Linked DNA regions of Homo sapiens: region 1 is linked to region 2. A link is an interaction called in ENCODE POLR2A ChIA-PET data of the cell type or tissue named here. Cell type or tissue: Panc1. All regions are shown on one strand. Links, peaks and the distances in the headings refer to the core of each region. The heading gives the core; the rest is flanking DNA. Region 1 overlaps SLC39A11 (solute carrier family 39 member 11). Region 2 overlaps SLC39A11 (solute carrier family 39 member 11).

Region 1 (7,380 bases), core at 1,358-6,357, 210 kb after region 2:
ATCCTCACTCTCTCCCCTCAGTTCATGATTCAGGTCCCTGCTCAATGCCTTTTTTGAACATCCTATCAAAAATACTCCCTGGTCACTCTCTCTCCGGCCATTACCTCGCTTTTACTTCCCTCTTTGGTTTTAAACCTACTTGGCATTATTACACATATAGATATAGATATATATTAACACACACAGATACATACATATAAGTGCATATATAATATAAAGCCAATAGAAATGATTTTATTACTATTTATTACTATTTTATATTTAAATAAAATTATTTAAAACATAATTTTAAAATTATTTTAAAAATGTAAAATAATTTTTATTATTTTAAAATTTAAAAAACTCTCCTCCACTAACTCATGAGCCTGGGGCATTACTGTTCTGTGCTATGCACTTCTGCAGCCTCAGGGCCTAGCACAGTGTCCAGCACACAGTAGGTGCTCAATAAAGATGTGCTGAATGAATACTATGAAGAGCCAAGGTAGAGATAAGACTATTTTTTTTCCCCAAGGATTGCACAGGATGAAATGAACTTCCCTAGCAATATAAGGGAAAACATTAATAATTTCTTGTCTAATTATAAAAAGTTATTAGAGGCTGGGCGCAGTGGCTCACACCTGTAATCTGGGAGGCCGAGGTGGGCAGATCACCTAAAGTCAGGAGTTTAAGACCAGCCAGGCCAACATGGTGAAACCCTGTCTCTACTAAAAGTAAAAAAAAATTAGTCAGGTGTGATGGCGCATACCTGTAATCCCAGCTATTCAAGAGGCTGAGGTAGGAGAATTGCTTGAACTCAGGAGGTGGAGGATACAGTGAGCTGAGATCACACCACTGCACTCCAGCCTGGGCAACAAAGTGAGACTCCATCTCAAAAAAAAAAAAAAAAAATCTTATTAGAGCCCAGAATAGATGTCAAAGAGAAACACAGAATCTCCTCTTGAGAGTCTTAGAAAAAAAAGATAATTATCTTTCTGGGGTAGAAAAAGAATAAAGATAAATAGATTAAATAATACTGTATGGTTCGTTTCAAATTCAAGAGTCTATTTCCCCACTGATTTGGGGTTATTTTTTGCCTGTCTTTTCCAAATGAGCAGGAGACAAAATTGAATCTCTTGGTTCCAGGGCTAAAAGATGCTATCAATTTCTGTTGATTCTAGGTGAGATAACACAACGCAGAAACAATTGGTCCACAATCCAACCAGTAAACTGGATAATAGACAATTTCTGAAGTTTTTTAGAAAGAGTGCAGTGAGAAACTGTTCAGATTTGACAGCCATTTCCCGCATAACTCCTTCCTCCAACTGACTTGTTGGATCCAAAAGACAAACTGGAGGGAGTGAGGGAAGGGAACGAATGTAGCTAGTCACTCATTGCCAGCATCCATGTATTTTCCAGGGTAGGTTCTCCAAGAGGCAATTATGTTAAATCAATCATCAGGAAATGAGGTCTTCGTAATGATAGCTATGACTTTGATTTCAAATACTGTGCCAATCAGAATGAGGGCTTTTGTTCCCTTGTCAAAAGGATCATTTATACTAAGTTCTAACTAAACAATACCCACTACCAACTTCCCTCCAAAAAGAAAAGAAAAGAAAAAGGAAAATGAAGCCCAATACTATTGAATGAAAACATATGGACCAGGGGCCGGGGCGGTGATTCACGCCTGTAATCCCAGCACTTTGGGAGGCTGAGTCAGGCAGATTGCGAGGTCAAGAGTTCAAGACCAGCCTGGCCAACATGGTGAAACCCTGTCTCTGCTAAAAATACAAAAATTAGCCAGGCGTGGTGACACATGCCTATAATCCCAGCTACTTGGGAGGCTGAGGCAGGAGAATTGCTTGAAATGGGGGGTGGAGGTTGCAGTGACCCAGGATCGTGCCACTGCACTCCAGCCTGGGCGACACAGCAAGACTGTCTCAGGGAAAAAAAATATATATATATAGATACGGACCACAGAAGCTCAATATAGCAGTGAGTTCCTTAGCTATCTATATTGTACAATTTGTTCTTTAAGTCTCATTCCTGCTAAATCACCTGAGAATCCTCATTGGAAAACCAATGCTCTTCCCGAGTCTGCAGGCCAAATTTAGGGTTAAAAAAATGGGGGGTTAGGGAGGGCCTTAATTTGCTATCAAAACCCAAAACACACAACATGAGAAAAATCAAGGTTAGAATAAGTTCAAAAGAAGATCTGGTTCTTGACCATGATAATGTCACTATTCTAATAGGGTCCTAGGAAGAAGAGGGCTAAAGACACCAAGGAGGCTGGATAAGTCCCATTGTTGGAGAGAAAGTTAGTGAGTTCTCCTAGGTGACTAAGGCACTTACCACCCCAATAAAAATATTGTTTTCCTTTTAGATATTTCCTCGATGTCTGCTATATACCAGGCCCTGTTTGTACTAAGTGCTAGGGATATACAGACAGGTGCTGTATAGTGTCTGAACCTTTAGAACCAAGCAGTGAGTGTGATCAGTATGTAAACTGATAAAGTTCAATGCAAAATAACCAATGCTCATGATAAATAGAAAATTACAGAGGGGGTTGGGCATGGTGGCTCACATCTGTAATCCCAGCACTTTGGGAGGCTGAAGTGGAAGGATCACTTGGGCCCAGGAGTTCAAGACCAGCCTGACCAACATGGTGAAACCCCATCTCTACTAAAAACACAAAAATTAGCTGTGCGTGGTGGCGCATGCCTGTAATCCCAGCTACTCTGGAGGCTGAGGCATGAGAATCACTTGAGCCCAGGAAGCGGAGGTTGCAGCACACCAGTATGGTATCACTGCACTCCAGCCTGGCAACAGAGTGAGACTCTGTCTCAAAAAAAAAAAAAAAAAAAAAAAAAAAGGCCAGGGACGGTGACTCATGCCTGTAATCGCAGCACTTTGGGAGGCTGAGGTGGGCAGATCACGAGGTCAGGAGACCATCCTGGCTAACATGGTGAAACCTCATCCCTACTAAAAAAAAAAAAAAAAAAAAATTAGCCGGGTGTGGTGGCACGCACCTGTATTTCCAGCTACTTGGGAGGCTGAGGCAGGAGAATCAATTGAACACAAGAGGTAGAGGTTGCAGTGAGCTGAGATCATGCCACTGTTCTCCAGCCTGAGCAACAGAGCAAGACCCTGTCTCAAAAAAAAAAAAAAAAAATTCTAGAGGGAACCTAGAAGGAGCCAGTACCTCAACCTGAATGAGTCAGAAACGTTTCAGAGAGGGGAATAATTAATCTAAGTATTGAATAAGACCTGGGAGGTTGCTAGGCAATGGGAGAAACATCTCCAGTGGAGTGGTCAATTTCAGTGTGGGCCTAGAGAGATGGTGCTGTAGAAGATGCACCCAGGGATGGTGGGCTGAAGGTGGACTGGGAGACCGTCTTTCTATGTGATCCTATAAGCAGCAGGAACTGACCAGGGTGGTGCTGTGAAGGTAGGGCAGTGTTCATCCTCCTCTCCACTGTTTCCCCAGAAACTAACGCAGAAACTGATTTGCTTCATTGATTAACTTAAAACAGAAGAATGTTTCTTTGGTTACTTCAAGGTAGCTATTGCTAGTTGCATTGGTGGGTGCTAGTCGCATTGGTGGGTGCTAGTCGCATTGGTAGGGATGAGGTGGGATGTGACAGAACAGGCAGCGGGCAGGGAAGGCTGGGAGGCAGCAGGGTTGGTGCGATGGGAGAAGGCAGCTTGGAAAATCATTCCTGAGATGTTAGTGCACAGGAAGAAGAAAACAGCCCTATCCTGCTTTGAGAACCAAATAAATGGCTGGGTGCGCGGGCTCACACCTGTAATCCCAGCAATTTGGGAGGCCAAGGTGGGAGGATCACCTGAGGTCAAGAGTTCGAGACCATCCTGGCCAACATGGTGAAACCTCATCTCTACTAAAAACACAAAAATCAGCTGGGCATGCTGGTGCATGCCTGTAATCCCAGCTACATGGGAGGCTGAGGCGGGAGAATTGCTTGAACCCAGGAAGCGGAGGTTGCAGTGAGCTGAGATAGTGCCATTGCATTCCAGCCTGGGCAACAAGAGCAAAAACTCTGTCTCAAAAAAAAAAAAAAATCCCACTAAATGGAATGAAGACCCTCTAAACATGCTGTTTATATCAAGAAGAGCCTCTGCCACCCTTACCCTAAAGGGAAGCAAACATCTGAGCTGCCAGTTCTCCACCATCCATAGTGAGTTCTCTATTTTTCTCTTTTTCAATTTTCTATTTTCTATTCTTTGAGTTCAAGGAAAGAAAATTCCATTACTTTCAGCAAAACTCTAGTTGAGAATGTTCAATAAACTCCTTCTCTGTGAAGAATAGTTGGAAAGGGGTATTTTATTTAACCAAATACTGTAGTTAAATGAAAATTGCTAATATAGATCATACACAAATGGCCAATTTTGAAAGAATTAGCGCTTAATAAAGTGCACATAATCCCAAGGCCCTATTAAAGATTATTTTTAATCTTTTTTTTTGGTGTGCATATGTATGATTCAGTATCTTAAACTCAATAGTCTTCAGGGAATTTAAGTTATTTTATATTACTATGAAAACGGCATTCTGGTTATATGATTTTTGTAATAGATAGGATTTTTACAACAAATTTTCAAAAATGTATAACGTAATCTAAAACCAAAAAGAGAACATTTGGGGATTGTTCACATTAATCCTTTTTTTTTTTTTTTTTTTTTTTTTTTGAGACAGAGTCTCGCTCTGTCACCCAGGCTGGAGTTCAGTGGTGCAATCTTGGCTCACTGCAACCTCCACCTCCCAGGTTCAAGTGATTCTCGTGCCTCAACCTCCTGAGTAACTGGGATTACAGATGCCTGCCACCACACCCGGCTAATTTTTCTATTTTTAGTAGAGACAGGGTTTCACCATGTTGGCAAGGCTGGTCTTGAACTCTTGACCTCAAGTGATCTGCCCGCCTCAGCCTCCGAAAGTGCTGGGATTACAGGCATGAGTCACTGCACCCGGCCTACATTAATCCTTTATTCACTCAGTAAACATTTGTTAGTGCTGTACCCCAACAGCGTACCGAAAGATGAAGAAAGACCAAGGCTGTTCTTCCTCAAAGAGTTCACAGAGGGGGATGCACATCTATTTTTAATAATATTTATAACACATTTGTTCATTGTAATGACAGAAGTAGGAAGAGAAACACAGATGAGAAAATGCTCAATTTTGCCTGTACCAGGGAGTGAGGGAAAGGGACATGGGAAATGACGCTTAAGAAAAGTCCTCACAGCCAGGTGCGGTGGCTCACACCTGTAATCCCAGCATTTGGGGAGGCCGAGTCAGGCGGATCACCTGAGGTCTCAGGAGTTCAAGACCAGCCTGACCAACATGGAGAAACCCCATCTCTACTAAAAATACAAAAATTAGCTGGGCGTGGTGGCGGGCACCTATAATCCCAGCTACTCGGGAGGCTGAGGCAGGAGAATCACATGAATCCAGGAGGTGGAGGTTGCAGTGAGCCAAGATCATGCCACTGCACTCCAGGCTGGGCGACAGAGTAAGACTCTGTCTCAAAAAAAAAAAAAAAAAAACAAACAGAAAAACAGAAAAGTCCTCAAGGGTGAGTGAGAGCACTCCAACAACAGAAATTTGGAAAGGACCAGGAAGCATGGAAACCAATTTGGGAGCTCCTGTAGTAATTCATGGCAGAGATGATGAAGGCCTGAACTGAGAGGACCCCAGTGGGGACAGACAGTGACCTGCTGGACATCGGAGGTGGGAAAAGGAAGCCATCTGCACTGTGCTGTCTAATATGAGAACCACAAGCCACATGCAGTCATCTAATATAACCTCATTAAAACATGTTAAAATTGAAATGAACTCAGCTTGCACTAGCCACACTTCGGGGCTTGATAGACATGTGAAGCTAGTGGCATCTGTACTGGATGGTACAAACAGAACTTTTCTATTATTACAGAAAGTTCTACTGTACAGCAGAGCCAAGTGTTTGGGGCTTGAGATAAGTAGTTGAACGTTGGTACCCCTAATTCAGAAGAAATGCCAGAGAGGCAACGGGTTTAGGAGGAGCCGATGGGTTGAGTTTGGGATGAGCTGAGTTTGAAGAAAGTCTAATATCATGGTGATGTCAGGATCCTTGTGAGTTCAGCATCTCATAAGCGACAGCATAGTGAGGGTCCTGGTTTTTAGCCTCTTCCTTTTCTGAAACAAAATCCAAGCTTCAAAAGCTAACCTGCATGCCTGTGCCTATTAGAGGGAAAACAAAAACAAAAACAAAAACAGGCGGCAAGGGAATTCGGTGTGGAGTTCTAAAAGAAGTGTGGGCGGCTGACCCAGAGTTGGGAGTCAGTGGTATACTGAGGGTAGTTAAAGTATCTCACAGAGAAAAGATTACCCAAGAGAAGAGGGGTGGAAGGTGAGACCTGGAGGAAGGGGTAAAAGCAACAGGTACAGGACGGCTGGGGGAACAGGATCCACAGAAACGTAGGAGAGTCTGGAAAAACCCCAGTCAGGAAGGAGATGGGGAGAAACAGGAACAAAGTGTCACCAGTAAAGCCCAGGATGAAGAGAAGGGGGAAGAGCCAAGTGAACTGAATGCAGCAGGAAATCTAATAAGGCACCAAAAAGTGTCTGGTGCATCTGGCAATTTGGGGGCCACCTCAGTAAGACCAGTTCCAGTGGACAGATGGTGGAAAGATACCTGCGCACATAGACACGTGGAAGGAAATGCTTGTTTTTCAACTGGCCGCCCCCAAAGACATAAGGATACACTGGGAGCTCCTCAAGGGGCTGGAGCATCCGAGTTCATGAGCAACACAGAGAATTGATCAGGACGCTTCAGGCCTCCCGGCGCATCCACTCAGCTATACCGCTGCTACTGGGGAGGAAATGTATTGTTGACCATGTTAGCACTTTAGAACAGCCCCCAGCTGGTCCCCAGAGGAGGGAAGGCATGAATTTCTGGGCTTCTCCCCTGAACAGGACCAGACCCAAGAATCTTAGTGAAACAAATGGTGAAAAACTTCTGCTGTGACATAGAGGCAGGGATTCTGATTTCATTGAAAACTCTTCAGCTTGTCAGAGAAAAAAAAAGACACACACACCCAGTCATACACACATGCAAGCACATGCATATACACAGTGCATACATGGGCATGCACACATATATGCATGCACATACATGTATACATGCATTGTGCATATACACTCACGTAGACACTCATATAGATATTCATACATTATGCAAAATGTGCACACACGTGCACATACATAACACCACCCTGGTTCTCTTTTCTTTTCTGCAGCGGCAGAACCAGGTCAAGAACCCACGTCTCCTGACTTCAGAACCCTCACTCTTTCCCCTGCAGCAGTTGCTCAGGGAGGCGACTGCCAAGAGGAAGCAGATGCTCTTGCTGGAGCAG
Region 2 (7,380 bases), core at 776-5,775:
AGGAGCATCATAGGAGCAGCTAGAGGCCATGTAAGTGAGGAGCTGCATGATTAGAACTGTGTTTCTAAGCATTGGCTATAGCTGCTGTGGGTGGAAAGTTGGAGGGAAGCAGGAGTGGCCAGAGGTGACAATAGTCCAGGAGAGAGACCAGTGGAGGCTGGTGGCAGGGGGAAGGAGAGAAGTCACGAATTGCATTCTCCTCATCTCTTTTGCTCCTGCTCTTCTCCCTATCACAGCCGCAGACATCTAGCCACAAGCGAGAAATAACCATTTTCCCTGCAGACATTTTCACATTCTGAAACAACGAGGGGTTGAACAACAACCCTTGAGCAACACAGGTTTGAACTGTGCAGGTCCACTTACATGTGGATTTTCTTCTGTCTCTGCCACCCCAGAGACAGCCAGACCAATACCTCCTCTTCCTCCTCCTCCACAGCGAACTCAGTGTGAAGATGATCCACTTCCACTTAATGAATAGTAAATATATTTTCTCTTCCTTAGGATTTTCTTAATAATATTTTCTTTTTTCTCATTTACTTTATTGTAAGAATACAGTATATAACAGGGGTCCCCAGCCCCTCGGCCACAGACCTGACCTGGTCCATGGTTTGTTAGGAACTGGGCCTGCACAGCAGGAGATGGGCGGCAGGCAAGCGAACGAAGCTTCATCTGTATTGACAGCCACTCCCCATCACTCACATTACCACCTGAGCTCCGCCTCCCATCAGATCAGCGGCAGCATTAGACTCTCAGAGGAGCACGAACCCTATCGTGAACCGCACATGCAAGGGACCTACGTTGTGATGATCGGTCACTGTCCCCCATCACCCCTAGATGGGACGGTCTAGTTGCAGGAAAACAAGCTCCTCTACATTATGGGGAATTGTATAATTATTTCATTACATATTACAATGTGATTGTAATAAAAATAAAGTGCACAATAAATGTCATGTGCTTGAATCATCCCGAAACCATCCCTCCCCCCACCCCAGTCCATGGAAAAATTGTCTTCCATGAAACCGGTCCCTGGTACCAAAAAGGTTGGAGACTGCTGGTATATAATACATATAAAAAATATGTGTTGATCGACTGTTTATGCTATTGGTAAGGCTTCTGGTCAACGGTAGGCTATCAGCAGTTAATTTTTTGGGGAGTCCAAAGTTATACGTGTAATTGACTAAATGGAACTGACTGTGTGGGGAGGGGGCCGGTGCCCCCAAGCCCCACATTATCCAAGGGTCAATGTAGTGAGCTGGTAAGCACAGCTGATTGTGGGCAAGACAGGTGGTTTTGAACTTCTTCCCAGCTGGACTATGAGAAACTCACTGACCCCCACAAAAAAAACTTTTCATGGTCTCTTTTAGCTCCAAGCCTCCATGATTTCTGTGGGAGGCTGTCCTGTAACCATCAGCTCTTCACCTCCAATCATGAAGTGGTTTCCACTGTAAAGGAAGCTGCTGATTCACGTGGAGACTCTACTATCTTCTTATCAGTCCTTTATTTATATAACTGTCTGACTTATGAGTCAATCTTTAGGACAGGATAAAAGTTCACATCTTCTCCCATCTGAATAATCTAAGACCTAGAACATTATCTTGAGGCACCCATTTTGTCAACAAACAAACAAAAAACAAAAATGCCAGCAAACCAAAGAAAAATGGAAACTGTCCACTTGCACCTCTTTTGAGTCCTCCTGCAAACTGGCATCTACAAGAGGAACTGTCACTCACAGCACCTTTACTGTCATGTGGCAAGGTATCAGTGGCTTCTGAAGGTGCTGCTTCATGCAGAATGTTTTGGGTGCCCCCTACATTCTAATTTACTACAGGTAACTGTTGGTAAAAGGCCCACTCAGACTTTCCCATGTAGCTGGTTCTCAATAGATCCTCTATGGAAGGAAAGAAGGAAGGATGAACCGAAAAATGGATAAAGTATACACCCCCATGGAAGAAGGAAGAAATAGATCCAATGTCATGATTTGCATTGGTTTTGCTGCCCCATTTCCTTGAGACTAATTTTTTTTTTTTTTTTTTTGGATACACGGTCTCGCCATCTCCTATAGGCTAGAGTGCAGTGGCACAGTCACGGCTCACTGCAGCCTCAACCTCTCGTGCTCAAGGGATCCTCCCACCTCAGCCCCTAGGGTAGCTGGGACTACATGCACACACCACCACACCTGGCTAATTTTTAAATTTTTTGTAGAGCCAGGGGTCTCACTATATTGCCCAGGCTGGTCTCGGACTCCTAGGCTCAAGTGATCCTCCCGCCTCTGCTTCCCAAAGTGCTGGTGTGAGCCACTGCGCCTGGCCTGAGGCTGATTCTGGCAGTAGTGAGGTCAACAGGGGATTACACACCCAATACTTGTGCCATAAAAGCTCCAACCAAGAGTCAAAGGGTTGATCTCGTAGAAAACTCTTTAGCTAAAGACAGAGCCAAAAAACCAAAGTGCAGCTCAAAGTCAGATGTGCTCTTAGACAGGTCCCCCGAGAGAGCTGGGAATCCTGGGACTCCATCACTTACATTTTCCTAGAGAAGTCTAAGCCCCTGGGTTCCTTTGGCAGTCTGGCAGCTTGGGGCTCTTCCCAGGCTGTTTTTGAAAGGGGGGAATCACCCTGCCTGACCCTTTTCCAACACTACCCATCTGACTCCTGCTAGTGGAGGGGCTCTTTAAGTCCCAGGGGAAGGGCTATTCAAGTGCTTAGAAGATTTTGCAATCAAACTTTCAAGGGTAAATATTTGCAGTGACTCACCAGAGAGGTTTTTCTGCTCTCCTTCTGGCCCCTGGGGAGCCACAGGGCTCTTTCCCCAGGTCTGTTAGCAGTTTACGATGATTATCCGTAGGCTCCCTGGACAGCTCATGAGTCAAGAGACTGGGTTCCCGTAACCCACTCCCTTGCCCGGAGGCACCTGGGCTCACCATACCAGAGGTCAGCAGCACATTTACAGCACCATAGCCTAGTAAAGTCAATGGTACAAGTGTCCAGCTTGTGGCCTGGAGGCTTTGCCCAGGCTCGTGGGACAGGCAGACAATTTACAAGGTAAGTAACACATCATAAAATTGAGCAGCAAACACTAATGAGCCTACAAGCCAGGACAGAGGACCTTTCTCTCCGACCAGGGAAACTGACACAGCCACTGTCCCAGGTTTGGGCAGGCGTGCCCTGCTAGCACCGACCACAGTGACCAAGGATAACGCATCGTGCTTTCCTCTAGACCCCAAGAAGCAACTGTAAACCTTGGGAGGCTTTCAAGAGACTCCCCAGATCAAGGGACCTTAACACTGTCCCCAAACTCTATTTGGCAGCTGGTTTATCGCGGCCACCACTATCATCCACCCCCATGATTATGACTTTGGTGAGTCTCTCTCCTGCTTCAAATCACAGATGTGGTCCCTGACTGAGGCTCACTCTGTTTGCAGAAGGGGACTACGGTGTCATCAGAGAGCTGGGGAGTGGAGGGGTGAGCTTCCTCAGAGTGTAGCTACAAGAGAAAGCATTTGGCTCTGCATTTGTTGGTGCTCTGTGTGGGTGCCCAATGGCTTGAAGTTGTCAGCATATCTGGGCACACAAGTTTGTCTCAGGCCCCCCGGGGGTTCTGATGACACGTTAAGCTCATAGGCCATGTGGCAATCATCCTGCAGAACTTTTGGTTCCGTCTGATCCCAGCTGAACCAATTCAGAATGGGCCAGACACAAGATACAAATGGTGCTGAGCAGGGAAATGATCATCGATTCAACTCCACTGAGTAGATGTTCGTCCATTTAGTTGGTAACAATTTATTAAGCATTCCTACATGCCAAGGCCCAAATTGGGTGCCGGGGACACAGGGGTGAATGAGACAGGGCCAGGCTCTTAGGAAGTTTGGGAGCAGACAGGTGGTATGCAAACAGATACCCCCACGCTGGACACTCTGCTCCGATGCTACGAAGGAGGCCACCTTTGGGAGCTGATGGAGAATTTCAGGGGAGGACCTCGTTTAGGAAGGGTGTTTAGAGGCGGACTCTTTGAAAAGGTGCAACTGCAACTGAAATTGAGATCTGAAGAATTAAAGGGGGAGGGGCGGTTGAGGGCAAAATAACTTTCTGTGCAGAGGAAAGAACAAGAACGAGGCCCAGCGATGGGCAGGATCTTTGTGTGTTCAAGAAACTTGAAGTCCTGTGTATCTGGAGTCTAGTAAGTGATGGGGAGAGTGAACTTGAATTTTACTTCAAACACAATAAGCCCCAAAAGGATTCATCTCAGGAACGTGGCAAAGGTCAGTTTTCATCTGACCTGGGTTTTTACCAGGTCCCCCTCATACTTTTTCTTTGGCTTTCCATGCAACACACAGATGCAACATGGTCATCTAGGATTAGGGAATGATTTAGGAATACAGGGACATTTTCTGATTTTGAAACAGCCCAATTTCCAACCTCTGCATCAGATCTATCCACAGGTGGGCTGTGCGTGGTGGTTCATGCCTGTAATCCCAGCACTTTGGGAGGCCGAGGTGGGAGGATCACTTGAGGTCAGGAGTTCAAGACCAGCCTGGGCAACATGAAACCCTGTCTCTACCAAAAATACAAAAATTAGCCAGGCGTGGTGGTATACGCCTATAATCCCAGCTACTCAGGAGGCTGAGGCAGGAGAATTGCTTGAACCCAGGAGATGAAGATTGCAGTGAGCTATGATCCCACCACTGCACTCCAGCTTAGGTGACTGAGACTCTGTCTTAAAAAAAAAAAAAATCTATTGACAGGTGGACCTCTTGACCCTTGACCTCCATCTGCAGGCTTGGTCTTGTCCCTAGGACCAATCTGGACTTATCACAAGGTACACTTAGGGGTTTTCCTCAACCCATAATGTGACACTCAACATCTGTTCTTTGTTGTTCTGCAAACAGTATCTCTATCTGCCTTTTTCCTGGGCTTGGACGAGTCCCTGTCCCCCAGGTCTGTTGCTGGCATGCTTCCAGCCAGATGCTGTGCTTTCCTAGGATTGGAGCCTCATCCCTGCTTCTGAGCCATCGTCCAGTGTCAGGAGTCTTGCTATGTGGCGACAGACCTTCCAGAAGCTGACTGGGGTCTGCCTGCACTTTCAAACAGTGCCTGATTCGGGATCCCACTGCTGTCCCGCTCCACCCGTCTCCTTACCCAGCATGGCTCTTGGCTCGTTCGTGATAGTAAAGACAGGTGCACCACACCCTGCCTGGGCCCTTCCCTCCAGACCCCCCTCTGCTTGGCAGGTGGAGCTCCCTCTCAACATCTAAAACTGTTCTTCTGTCCAGTGAGGGGGCTGAGTCTCAGGGCCAGGCCTCTGCCCGTCTCTTCCCCAACCTGCTGCTGTGAATGCCCAGCTATGGCCCAACGACATGCTAGCCTCAGCGTGTGCTCCACAGGCAGGAATCAGGGCATATGTTCAAGTTTATAAGGGGCCTATGAAAAAAGAGACTGCCAGCAGATTCCCTATTAAATGGGCTTCCCTTGCAGTAAAAGATTTAAATTAGAGTATCTTCTAAACAGGGGCGTAATGGGACCACCACAGGTCATTTAATCCATCCCTCTGCCACTTGCCATTAAAGGAAGAGCATGCTTGTGTCACCTGCTAGTCATCACCTAGACATGCTAAAGAAATATACAGACTCCCAAGAGGCTTCCGAATAGCTATTTTCCAAATTAATCAGGAGGGGAATTCTTTTCTTCAAATAAAGTCCTTTTTTTTAAGTGTTTTAATTTTGTTGCTGTTGTTGAGACAGGGTCATGCTCTGTCACCCAGGCTGGAGTTTGGTGGCACAATCACAGCTACTATAACCTCAAACTCCTAGGCTCAAGCCATCTTCCCACTTCAGTCTCCCAAGTAGCTGGGACTACAGGCGTATGCCATCATGCCTGGTTAGTTTTTTTAAAAAATTTTTGTAGACACAGGGTCTCACTACGTTGCCCAGGCTGGCAAACTCTTGGGTAGGAGCATTTTTTTTTTAGACAGTCTCGCTCTGTTGCCCAGGCTGGAGTGCGATGGTGCGATCTCGGCTCACTGCAACCTCCGCCTTCCGGCTCCTGCCTCAGCCTCACGAGTAGCTGGGACTACAGGCGCGTGCCAACACGCCCAGCTAATTTTTTGTATTTTTAGTAGAGATGGGGTTTCACCATGTTAGCCAGGATGGTCTCGATCTCCTGACCTCTTGATCCACCTGCCTCGACATCCCAAAGTGCTGGGATTACAGGCGTGAGCCACCGCGCCTGGCCAGGAGCATAATATTGAAAACAGATGAGAGCAAAGCTTTGCTCCTCACACCCACCATAAACTGTAGAACTCTGTGGGAGGCTGTTTGAAAACCATTGCTGAAAATACAGAGATCCTAAGATGTGGGGCAAATAGACTCCTGTGAGGAGGAGGCATGGAGTAGGGAAGGTCCATCATGCTAATAGTGTTGAAGCTGACAAAATCCTGGCAGCAGCCGCCTTTGACCAACAAGCATATGCCAAGACCCGGCTGGATGCTCTATAGGTTCTATTGTTGAACCTGCAAAATCTTTGCCAAGTAGGCATAATTATTCCAATTTTTCACATGCAGAAACTGAGGCTCTGTGGCATACAGTGACATCTCCAAGGCCACACACCTCCTGGAGAGCCATAATTTGAACCTCGGAGTGCCCCACTGACAGCCAACGACACCAGAGGGTCCCTTTGTATGTAAGGATTGCATGACTCCAGTTGAATGACCCAAGCCGGGGACAAACAGGAAAGAACCCAGCAGCTCTGGAGGCCACTTGAGCTGACTGTCAAATGCTCTGGGCTGATTAACGACTACGAACTTCAGGGAAGACAAGTGTGCTTTGATGCCACAGAGCTATCCTGGGCCTGTACAGGCCCGTTTCTGCTCTGAATGAGGAAGCTGTACTTTGCAGGCACCCGGCAGAACAAGAATAGGGCCTAAGATACCTGAATGAAGGGCACAGAGGAAGTACAAAATACAGTCATTGTTGGAGCTAGAAGCTGGTGCCAGGCTACGAGGGGGCCCAGTGGCCAAGCATTATGGCAGGAGAGAGATGTGAATATTTTCCAGGCAAATAATGCAGCTTCTCTACCTGGAAACCCTGCAGCCGTGTCATGCTGGACAACCCCCTCAGTCCAGGCGAGGCCAACTGGCGACTGCCAGGCCATACCATGTGTGCCTTCAGCTGCCCTCCACTGGGGACAAATGCCTCCTCTGAGCGATCCTCTTCAGGAAGTGGAGGATGCAGTGGCTGCTCCCCATGTGTCCCCCATGGCTCCCCAAGTTTAACAGGACTTCAGGTGGCAATGGGAGATCCTTAGGGCATGAGCAGTTCACATATACTTTTCACAGTAGTTTCCAGTCGTCAAATTACTTCACATAGGGTAAGGGATAGTTCCAGGCAAA

The links. ChIA-PET counts read pairs that join two places held together with the same protein. Peaks named below come from ENCODE experiments on the same cell type or tissue, not always from the same donor. Only the 100,000 strongest peaks of a DNase experiment are listed, where the experiment ranks them.
Region 1: POLR2A ChIA-PET joins it to region 2 with 15 read pairs; 2 of 35 experiments call an interaction of 5 or more read pairs at or near these places.

The regions. Positions count from the first base shown.
Region 1 is chr17:72,891,540-72,898,919 of GRCh38, forward strand. The region is part of intron 5 of SLC39A11 (solute carrier family 39 member 11); the gene reads right to left. Among named protein-coding and RNA genes, the nearest start is that of SLC39A11, 200 kb to the right of the region's middle. In Panc1, for the core only: no CTCF peak of the experiment used is centred there; no DNase peak of the experiment used is centred there.
Region 2 is chr17:72,681,319-72,688,698 of GRCh38, forward strand. The region is part of intron 7 of SLC39A11 (solute carrier family 39 member 11); the gene reads right to left. Among named protein-coding and RNA genes, the nearest start is that of LINC00511, 45 kb to the left of the region's middle. RefSeq lists an enhancer at 5,140-5,640. In Panc1, for the core only: no CTCF peak of the experiment used is centred there; a DNase peak (open chromatin) is centred at 2,853; H3K4me3 peaks cover 988 bases; H3K27ac peaks cover 4,943 bases.